Linked DNA regions of Homo sapiens: region 1 is linked to region 2. A link is a contact called in ENCODE Hi-C or POLR2A ChIA-PET data. All regions are on one chromosome and are shown on one strand. Each heading gives the region's core, a stretch centred on a gene start or an enhancer-like site at or near the end of the contact. The rest is flanking DNA. Distances are from core to core; before and after follow the strand shown. Region 1 overlaps LOC105371882 (a long non-coding RNA gene). Region 2 holds the start of LINC01028 (long intergenic non-protein coding RNA 1028).

Region 1 (4,019 bases), core at 935-3,434, 87 kb after region 2:
GCAATTCTAGTTTCAAATGCCCTGCCAATAACGAGAAGTTGGTTGAATATTTTTTCTTATGCCATCCACTTTTTCCCCCAAAATGAAATTATTCAATGAAGTTAAATAGATTTAAAATGAATTGTGGCATCAAGGTATTGCTCTACCATGTGCTATAGTTTCTGAAGGGGGCCCTGGAGAAGTGAGTAAGACTAAGGAGAGAGAAGAAAATATTATTTTCATGTGCCACCAGATTAGTGAGTATTATCAAGTGATTGATGCATGGATTTAATCCCCACAATAACATAGTAAGGTGGATTTTTTAAATTTCCATTTCATCGACTCTCCCATCATCTTCTTTTCCCTAACAAATTCCTAATTGGAAAACAATGTGTTCGGGTTTATAAAAAAAAAAAATACAGCTGTATTTCCAGTCCCGATGCAGGTTGCTGGAGGGTAGGGTTAACTGGCATAGTTCTGGCACATAAGATGTTAGCAGGAATCTATGGGTGCGGCTTTTATGAAAGCTTTTAAGCTGACTTGGCTGGCTCATGCCCTGTTCCTCTCCCTGCTCACCTTTCTCTCCATCTGGACCTCTAACTTGGTAGCTTATGCTCTTGAAGCCACCTTGTAAGAATGCAAATCAAGGACACCCCCTACAAGGGAAAATAGAAAGGTAAGAAAGACTGCAGCCCTAGATTGCACATCTCCAGACGTCTTTTTCATAAGTGAAAATAAATATGATTTCTAATTGACACAGCAATATATCTAAGGGAAATTATCCAGGAAACAAGCCTGGTTTAAAAAAAAAAAAAACGATGCACAGCTTAGGTCCAACTTGTACTTGTCCATGACAGTTGATGGAGTTGATCACTGTGGAAACAGCTAGCTTTCTTTCTTGCTTTTTTCTTTCTTTCTTTCTTTTTTTTTTTTTTTTGAGACAGTCTTGCTCTGTTGCCCAGGCTAGAGTGCAGTGTCATGATCTCAGCTCACTGCAACCTCTGCCTCCTAGGTTCAAGCCATTGTCCTGCCTCAGCCTCCCCAGTAGCTGGGATTACAGGCCTGCACCACACCCAGCTAATTTTTGTATTTTTAGTAGAGACAGCGTTTCACCATGTTGGCCAGGCTGGTCTCGAACTCCTGACCTCATACTTTCAAAGGAGTTGAGGACATGCCACTATCGTAAGACACACACACAAAGGATTGCTTTTGGCCTGGAAATCCCTCTGAGATGCTGGTGGTGGAGTGACCTTGATAAAAGGATTAACCAGGCCCACTGCTCTTTTGCTTCTTTCTTCCCCCCAACATAAAATCCACAGAAACCTGGATAAAGCAGGCACTGTACAACTTGGGCAAAAAATAAAACTGCTAATACTGTCTCAGACCCTCTATCCCTCACCAAGACCAAACTTCATCCATTTAGAATATTTGAGAGGATTTTTAATACACACAAAGGAATCCAGATTTTTCTTTAAATATTTGTATTTCATCATTTCTGAGTGGGCCAGGACATGTGCTGAGTGGATTCTCTGGGCCACTTTTATGTAAATTTTTAGGCACCAGATTCTACTCAGTTTAATATATTCTATCTATTAGTCTCATCAGTTACAAGCCTTGATTCTTCTGTTCTGAATGTTCTGTAAGGCGTGTGCAAAGTCCTGTGTCTTTTAAGGTAAGACTTGCCTGTGGATATCTAGAAACCACGCCTATTCACCCTGCGTACTCTATAAATCACAAAGCCCTGACTCAATTCTAAAATCAGCGTGGCCTCTCTCTCTCTCTCACTTTCATTTTTAAAGGAGCAGTATGACCCAGGCTCCCGAGAAGAGAGCTTCTGGCTCCACATGCAAAATGCAAGTTAGTGTTAACACAGAACACACAGATTATGCAGCAGGGAAGCACTTGGTAAATTCCTTTCAAATGTTCCCCTAGATAGGAGGTCTTTGAAAGCAAAAACTAGTAACCGAGATTCAGTCCAGATAAATCTGTGGGCAGACAGCAAGTGAGGTCCCCTAGAAGGGGCATTTTCCTAAAAAGACATAATCATAATGCTGCCCAGAAACCATCATTGGTCTGCATTACTTTGTACCTTTTCTTCAATCAGAAAAACCTTATCTACCAGTAAATTCCCAAGTGTTTTCTTTCACTGCTCTTGGTTTCCTAAAGCAACTGAACGCACTCCTCTTATGACTATGCGGTTGGGTCATGAGATTTGGCTTGGAGTAAGCAGCCTCTTGCCTCATCCTGCCACCCTGTGCTTCTTTCCTTGGAAATGTCCAAGCTTGTGGTTTGGGATTCTCTGTGCAGAGTTTTGAGACTTATGTCGACACCTCTACATGTTTTGAAATTCAATAGATTGAGTTGCTGAGCACCTAGCAGGGATGGTAGAAAAAACAAAAATAGAATGAATAAAATAAACTATGGCCTTTTCCTGTTGGGTCTCATTGATTTATTCTACTTTGTAAATATTGTAACGTAAAAGGATACCATGTCCAGGGTCTGTCTGCTGTCCCAAGAAAAAGCAGCTGGACTGAGCTGGAGAGTCTTCCAAATAAATAAGACAATCTGTGCTGGGTAATCACTCATCTCAGGCCTGGAGTGGAAACTCTGGGGACGCTTCAGGCTGCAGAGAAACAGGTTAATTATTTAAAGTATTTCAGCAAGCCTGATGGATGAAAACTCAAACAAATAGATTAAGTCTTGCTAAATTACATAGCCAAAGAATGCTGGTTTTTGTTTTTTTTTTTTTTTTCCTCTATGCTATCATTTACCACAGGGGCCAATGAAAGGTCTTTAATCACTGTCTAAGTAACCTGAACTTGAGACAGAAAGGGCCCCTGGAGATTTAGTCACTGTGAAAACTTCTTTACAGCAAGTTATCAGAAATCTTCAACTTTCCACATAAAATACTTCAGTCACATGCGATACTCACTGTGGTTAAATGCCCTTTATTTGAATTAGAAGCACATGTTGAAGATCAATTATTTATTGTGCTGCTGGTTGATTCTTTCTGACACTAGTTGGCCTGGGGAAGGGAGGCTAGTCATAGGGGCCGGGTTAAGGACAGAGCTAGCCTCTGCTAGCCGCCAATTCCAGAACCAAAGATTTTTAGGATATCAGGAGGACATCAGATCCCTTTTTATGTAGGAGGAAACCTCCAACTCGGGAGTTATCTGCCTAAAGAGTGACAGACATGGAGGGACGGAAGAAGAAAACACAATTACCAATGGCCAACCTGGGGCAATAAGCAGACCTGATGCTGCCCAAAGTTGAAGTATTGCTATTTTTTAATCAGTAAATAGCGCAAATGATCATTTCGAGACCCTTTGTTAAATAGCAAGCTAGTATTTTCTAGAAGTGCTATTGATCATTAAGTATTTAAAGAAGTGGCCGGGCACGGTGGCTCAGCCTGTAATCCTAGCACTTTGGGAGGCTGAGGCGGGTGGATGACCTGAGGTCAGGAGTTTGAGACCAGCCTGGCCAACGTGGTGAAACCCTGTCTCTACTAAAAAATACAAAATTAGCTGGACGTGGTGGCACGCACCTGTAATTCCAGCCACCTGGGAGGCTAAGGCAGGAGAATCGCTGGAACCCGGGAAGCGGAGGCTGCAGTGAGCCGAGACCATGCCGCTGCACTCCGGCCTGGGTGAGACTCTGTCTCAAAAGGAAAAAAAAAAAAAGTATTTGGAGAAGCTGGGAAAACAAAGGTAAAAAAAAAGAAATGTGGGAGGCAGCTGGTAAGAGTCATGATAAAGGAAGATAAACTTCTTCAAAATGTGCACAAACAACGATTGAATAAAAAAAAAAAAGCTCACACCTTTTCAGGGAAATGCTAATGTACAGTGAGGCACACCTATGTACACTGATTTATTGCCACCAAACCTTTTACCTTGGAAGCAGAAATGTTTAGTCTTTTGGCAGGGCCGGCCTTAAAGCATAAGCAAACACAAGGAGCAACAGGTTTTTTTGGGTTTTTTTTGGTTTTGTTTTTTTTGGGAGCAACAGGGTTTTTTTTTGTTGTTGTTTTTGTTTTTATCATT
Region 2 (4,277 bases), core at 484-2,983:
TATGGTTTAATTTGAAAAATTTCTTTGGATGTTATTTTGGTGTATAGTATAGAGACAGTGTCTAAACTGGTTTATTTTCTAAATAGCTAGTCAATTACTGGATGGACATGGTAGCTCATGCCTGTAATCCTAGCACTTTGGGAAGCCAAGGCAGTTGGATTGCCTGAGCTCAAGTGTTCAAGACCGGCTTGGGCAACATGGCGAAACTCTGTCTCTATAAAAATACAAAAAATTAGCCGGGCATGGTCGCATGTGCTTGTAATCCCAGCTTCTCCAGAGGCTGAGGCGCTAGAATTGCTTGAACAATCTGGGAGGTGGAGGTTGCAGTGAGTCAAGATCACACCACTGCACTCTGGCCTGGGCAACAAAGGGAGACTCTTGTCTCAAAAAAAAAACCAATAATAATAATTAATAGCTAGGCAACTACTGCAATAATTGTTATTGAATATACATTCCTTTCTCATTAGTGGGCACTGTGATCTTTATCAAATATTTTCCTATTCCACTTTTTAGAATTTGCTTCAGGGAAACCTAGTCTTAGAGGTATCTGCCGGTATAATCTGGCTTCTTCATCATTGACTTATTTGTTATGACTTTATAATACTTTAGCACCCAATAATTCAACTCACTTGCATGACTCTAATTCCCCATGTTTTTCTTAGACATCCTAATAGATTTATTCTTTTATTTGAATTTTGCAGTCATGTTGTCAATTTCCCATACTTAAATTTGGTTACTTAATTTTGGATTACTGTTACTTAAACTTGGATCAGAAGTGAATGACACTTACGAAATAACCTGAGAGTTGACATGTGTAATAATGAGCATTCTTCACATCCCCTGGGACATAATGTGCATCTGCATTTTTCTGATTCTTTTTTCTATTTTTCAATAAATTTTTGTGGTTTTCTACACCACTAAAAGAACTAGTAATACATAGAGGTGCTCAATGCTAATGCTGGGTGGATAATGCAGCATTGCTGGAGGGATTAAAGGCAAATTACCTCTTAGCCTTTGAAGGTTCTTCTAAGTAGAGGGATCTGTTGCTTAATTCACATTTTAATGCATTTAATAGCTCTAAAAATATTTTATCTGGACCTCCTATTTGCCAGACATTCTAATAGGTTCTATGAAGGATTTAGACAAAGACTCAGCCATAGGTCCTATCATCGAGATTCTTCCAGTCTGTGAGGAGGCACAAACCTGCATAAATGTAATTACATTATAATATTGCAGGTGTAAAATAAAAGTATGTTAAGAGCAAAGAGTTGGCATATGATTAACAGCTATGATATGCAGGCAAGACTTCCAGATGAGTTGCTGATGAAACTTGTGTGAGGCACAAAAAAGATGGATAAGAGTTTCACAGGAGTGTAAAATGGCAATGTGCATTATGTGTTTGTTAAGGGGTATCAAGATGTGGAAGACATCATCTGTGATTCTTCTTGAGTCTTGGACTCTGTAAAATCCACATTGTCAAGTCATAAGTCAACTTGAAGCTCAGAGGCTGCCTGTGTTGGGAAAAAGGGTGTGAATCTCCAGGGCAAGACAAAGATTAAGTAATGGATGCTTTGATGTTGTTTCCTTGAATGCGTCTATCTCATGTGTGTTTCTCCCCAAATATTTGGTGATAATGTGGTTTGGCTGAAGGAGAGAATGTTTGTTGAACATTATGTCAGCATAATATCAGCTTTAGAATTTCACAGATATCTAAGTGTCCTAAGAGACCAACTGGACTGGATATCAGACCAAGATTCTGATAAAAGGGGATAACAGAGATTAACCGGAGCAGAAAAAGTACTTTTCTGAGCCAGAGATAACAAGAGAAACTTAAAGAAAGTGCTGAAGCAAGAAACTTTAAGCCTGTGAGTAGGTAAGTAAAAACTTAAATTTTTTGCAATAATACCAAAGAAGATTTCCTTTTCTATCGTATTAAATTAGTGCTATCGGCTTTGGTCTAGATGCTTCTGTCTGAAGTATAGTGGCTGTAGTATTGTCTTTGGAATAAATATTAATAACGTTTGTTTCTGAGTATTCATTTTCGTAATTAATTGCTTCAGGTTGAGCTATGTCGCAATTAAAGATCATTTTGAACCAACTTCTACACTCAAAACATGAGGAAACTGAGCTCATAGAGAAGAAATGACACTTGAAAGTCTCTCTGACAACCTATGCATTTAACATTCATCTATAACACTAACATTTTACACTTTTGCTGTTTTCCTTTGAGTACAGAAGCCATCATGAATGATTCGTTTTTTGTTTTTGTTTTTTTGGATGGTCTTTAGTTTTTAGAACCATTTTAGGTTTGTAGCAAAATTAAGTGGGAGGTACACAGATTTCCTGTATATCTGCTGCCCTCAAACATACATAGCATCTCGTGTTATCAAACATCCCTACCAGAGGGGTACATCTGCTATAACTGATGAACCTACACTGACATATCACTATCAGTCAAAGTCCATACTTTACATTAGGATTCACACTTGGTGTTATACATTCTATGGGTTTGGACAAATTTATAATGACATCTATCCATTATTACAGTATCATGTAGAGTTGTTTCACTGCCTTAAAACTACCCTGTGCTTTGCCTATTCATACTTCCCTTCCCCTAACTCCTGGAAAACACTGATCTTTCTTCTGTTTTCCAAAATCTTATATAGCTGGAGTCACGCAGTACGTAGAATTTTCAGATTAGTTTCTTTTACTTACTAATATGCATTTAAGTTTCCTCCACCTTTTAGTATGATTTGAAAGCCCATTTCTTTCTAGTGCTTAATAATATTTTATTGTCTAGATGTACCACAGATATTTTTATCCATTCACCTACTGAAGGACATCTTGGTTGCTTTGAATTTTTAGAAATTATCAATAAAGCTACTATAAACATTTGAGTACAGATTCTTGTGTGACGTAAGTTTTCATCCCCTTTGGGTAAATACCAAGGGGCTCAATTGCAGGATTATATGGTCAGAGTATGTTTAGTTTTATAAGAAACCACCGATCTGTCTTCCAAAGTGGCTGTACCATTTTGTATTGGCACCAGCAATAAATCAGAGATCCTGTTGCTCCACAGTTTCCCCAGCATTTAATGTCAGTATTCTGGATTTTGATCATTCTAATAAGTATATAGTGGTATCAAATTATTGCTTAAATTTGCATTTCTCTGATGACATATGATATGGAGTATTTTTTCATATGCTTATTTGCCATCTGTATATCTTCTTTGGTAAGGAGGCTGTTAAGTCTTTGGCTTATTTTTTCAATTGGATTGTTTGTTTTCTTATTGTTGAGATTTAAGAGTTCTTTGTATATAATTGAATAATAGTTCTTTATCAGATAGGTCTTTGGCAAAAATTTTCTCCCAGTATATGAGTTAACTAGTTAACTAGTTTCTCCTGATGAGATATCTTATTAAGAAGACAAGAATGCTCTCTAGTGTATGTCAAAATGCCTCCTTTCCCCTTCCTCTGCCAGAAGCATAAGGGGATTTTTAATTTTTAAAATTTTTTTGCCAATATTTACTGTGAGAACTTGGTGCAACTCCTGGAGGCAAAATTCAAAAGTGTGTCTCTCCTCCCCTCAACCACCTACTCCAGGACTGGATCTCCCTGGAGTTTTTAATCCTTGGACTTGTTTACACTGACCTCCAGAAATTCATCAATTACAGCTCAGGTTTTCCTACTCAAAACTGATTCCCTTGGAGGTTTCTGTTCTAATAAGCTGTGATTTTTTTTTTAATTCACCTCTTGACTTACCCAGTTTTGGAGGCAGTGGTTTGCCCTGTGCCCTCGCTTCTCTGATCGATCTAAGAGTTGTTGATTCTTCAGTTTCTTCATCCTTTTGTAATCAAGTGTTCACCTTGCCTGCTGCCTAGACAGGGCCAGCTTATCCAGACAGGGGAATTGCAATGGAGAGAGAGTAATTCAAGCAGAGTCAGCTGTGTGGGAGATCGGAGTTTTATTATTACTCAAATCAGTCTCCCAGATCAGAGTTTTTAAGGATAGTTTGTCGGGTATGGGCTTGGAAAGTGAGGAGTGCTAATTGGTTGGGTTGAAGGTAAAATCATAGGGGGTCGAAGTGAGTTCTTGCTGGCTTACATTCATTCCTGGGTGGGATCGCAGAACTGGCTGAGCTGTATTATCAGTCTGAGTGGCGTCATCTGAGTGATGTCATGTGCTATATCAGAACGCAGGGTCTGTAAATATCTTAAACACTGATCTTAGGTTTTACCATAGTGATGTTATTCCCAGGAGCGATTTTGGGAAGGTTCA

The links. A loop is a pair of places that touch in the nucleus more often than their neighbours do. ChIA-PET counts read pairs that join two places held with the same protein, here RNA polymerase II (POLR2A). Pooled maps may share reads with other maps.
Region 1: a map of gastrocnemius medialis shows a loop between it and region 2 (2.7-fold over the local background). The contact joins the enhancer-like site here to the promoter of LINC01028 in region 2. A Hi-C loop is called at or near these places in 4 of 168 maps with a recorded cell type or tissue (endothelial cell of umbilical vein, gastrocnemius medialis, ovary and 1 more) and 9 of 50 pooled maps. POLR2A ChIA-PET finds 5 or more read pairs at or near these places in 3 of 52 experiments (K562, OCI-LY7 and WTC11).

Annotation. Positions count from the first base shown.
Region 1 is chr17:70,135,832-70,139,850 of GRCh38, forward strand. It overlaps LOC105371882 (a long non-coding RNA gene), which reads right to left. Exons shown (of 4, transcript XR_934953.3): 4 at 2,406-2,602. Among named protein-coding and RNA genes, the nearest start is that of KCNJ2-AS1, 32 kb to the right of the region's middle. Within about 2 kb of position 2,185, at least 21 of the 41 ENCODE cell types and tissues checked have a DNase peak (open chromatin) inside an H3K27ac peak, as active enhancers do; they include endothelial cell of umbilical vein, gastrocnemius medialis and ovary, where a contact is called at or near this core.
Region 2 is chr17:70,049,538-70,053,814 of GRCh38, forward strand. It overlaps LINC01028 (long intergenic non-protein coding RNA 1028), which reads left to right and starts at 1,734. Exons shown (of 2, transcript NR_104130.1): 1 at 1,734-1,873. All of the region lies in intron 1 of LOC105371881 (a long non-coding RNA gene), which reads right to left.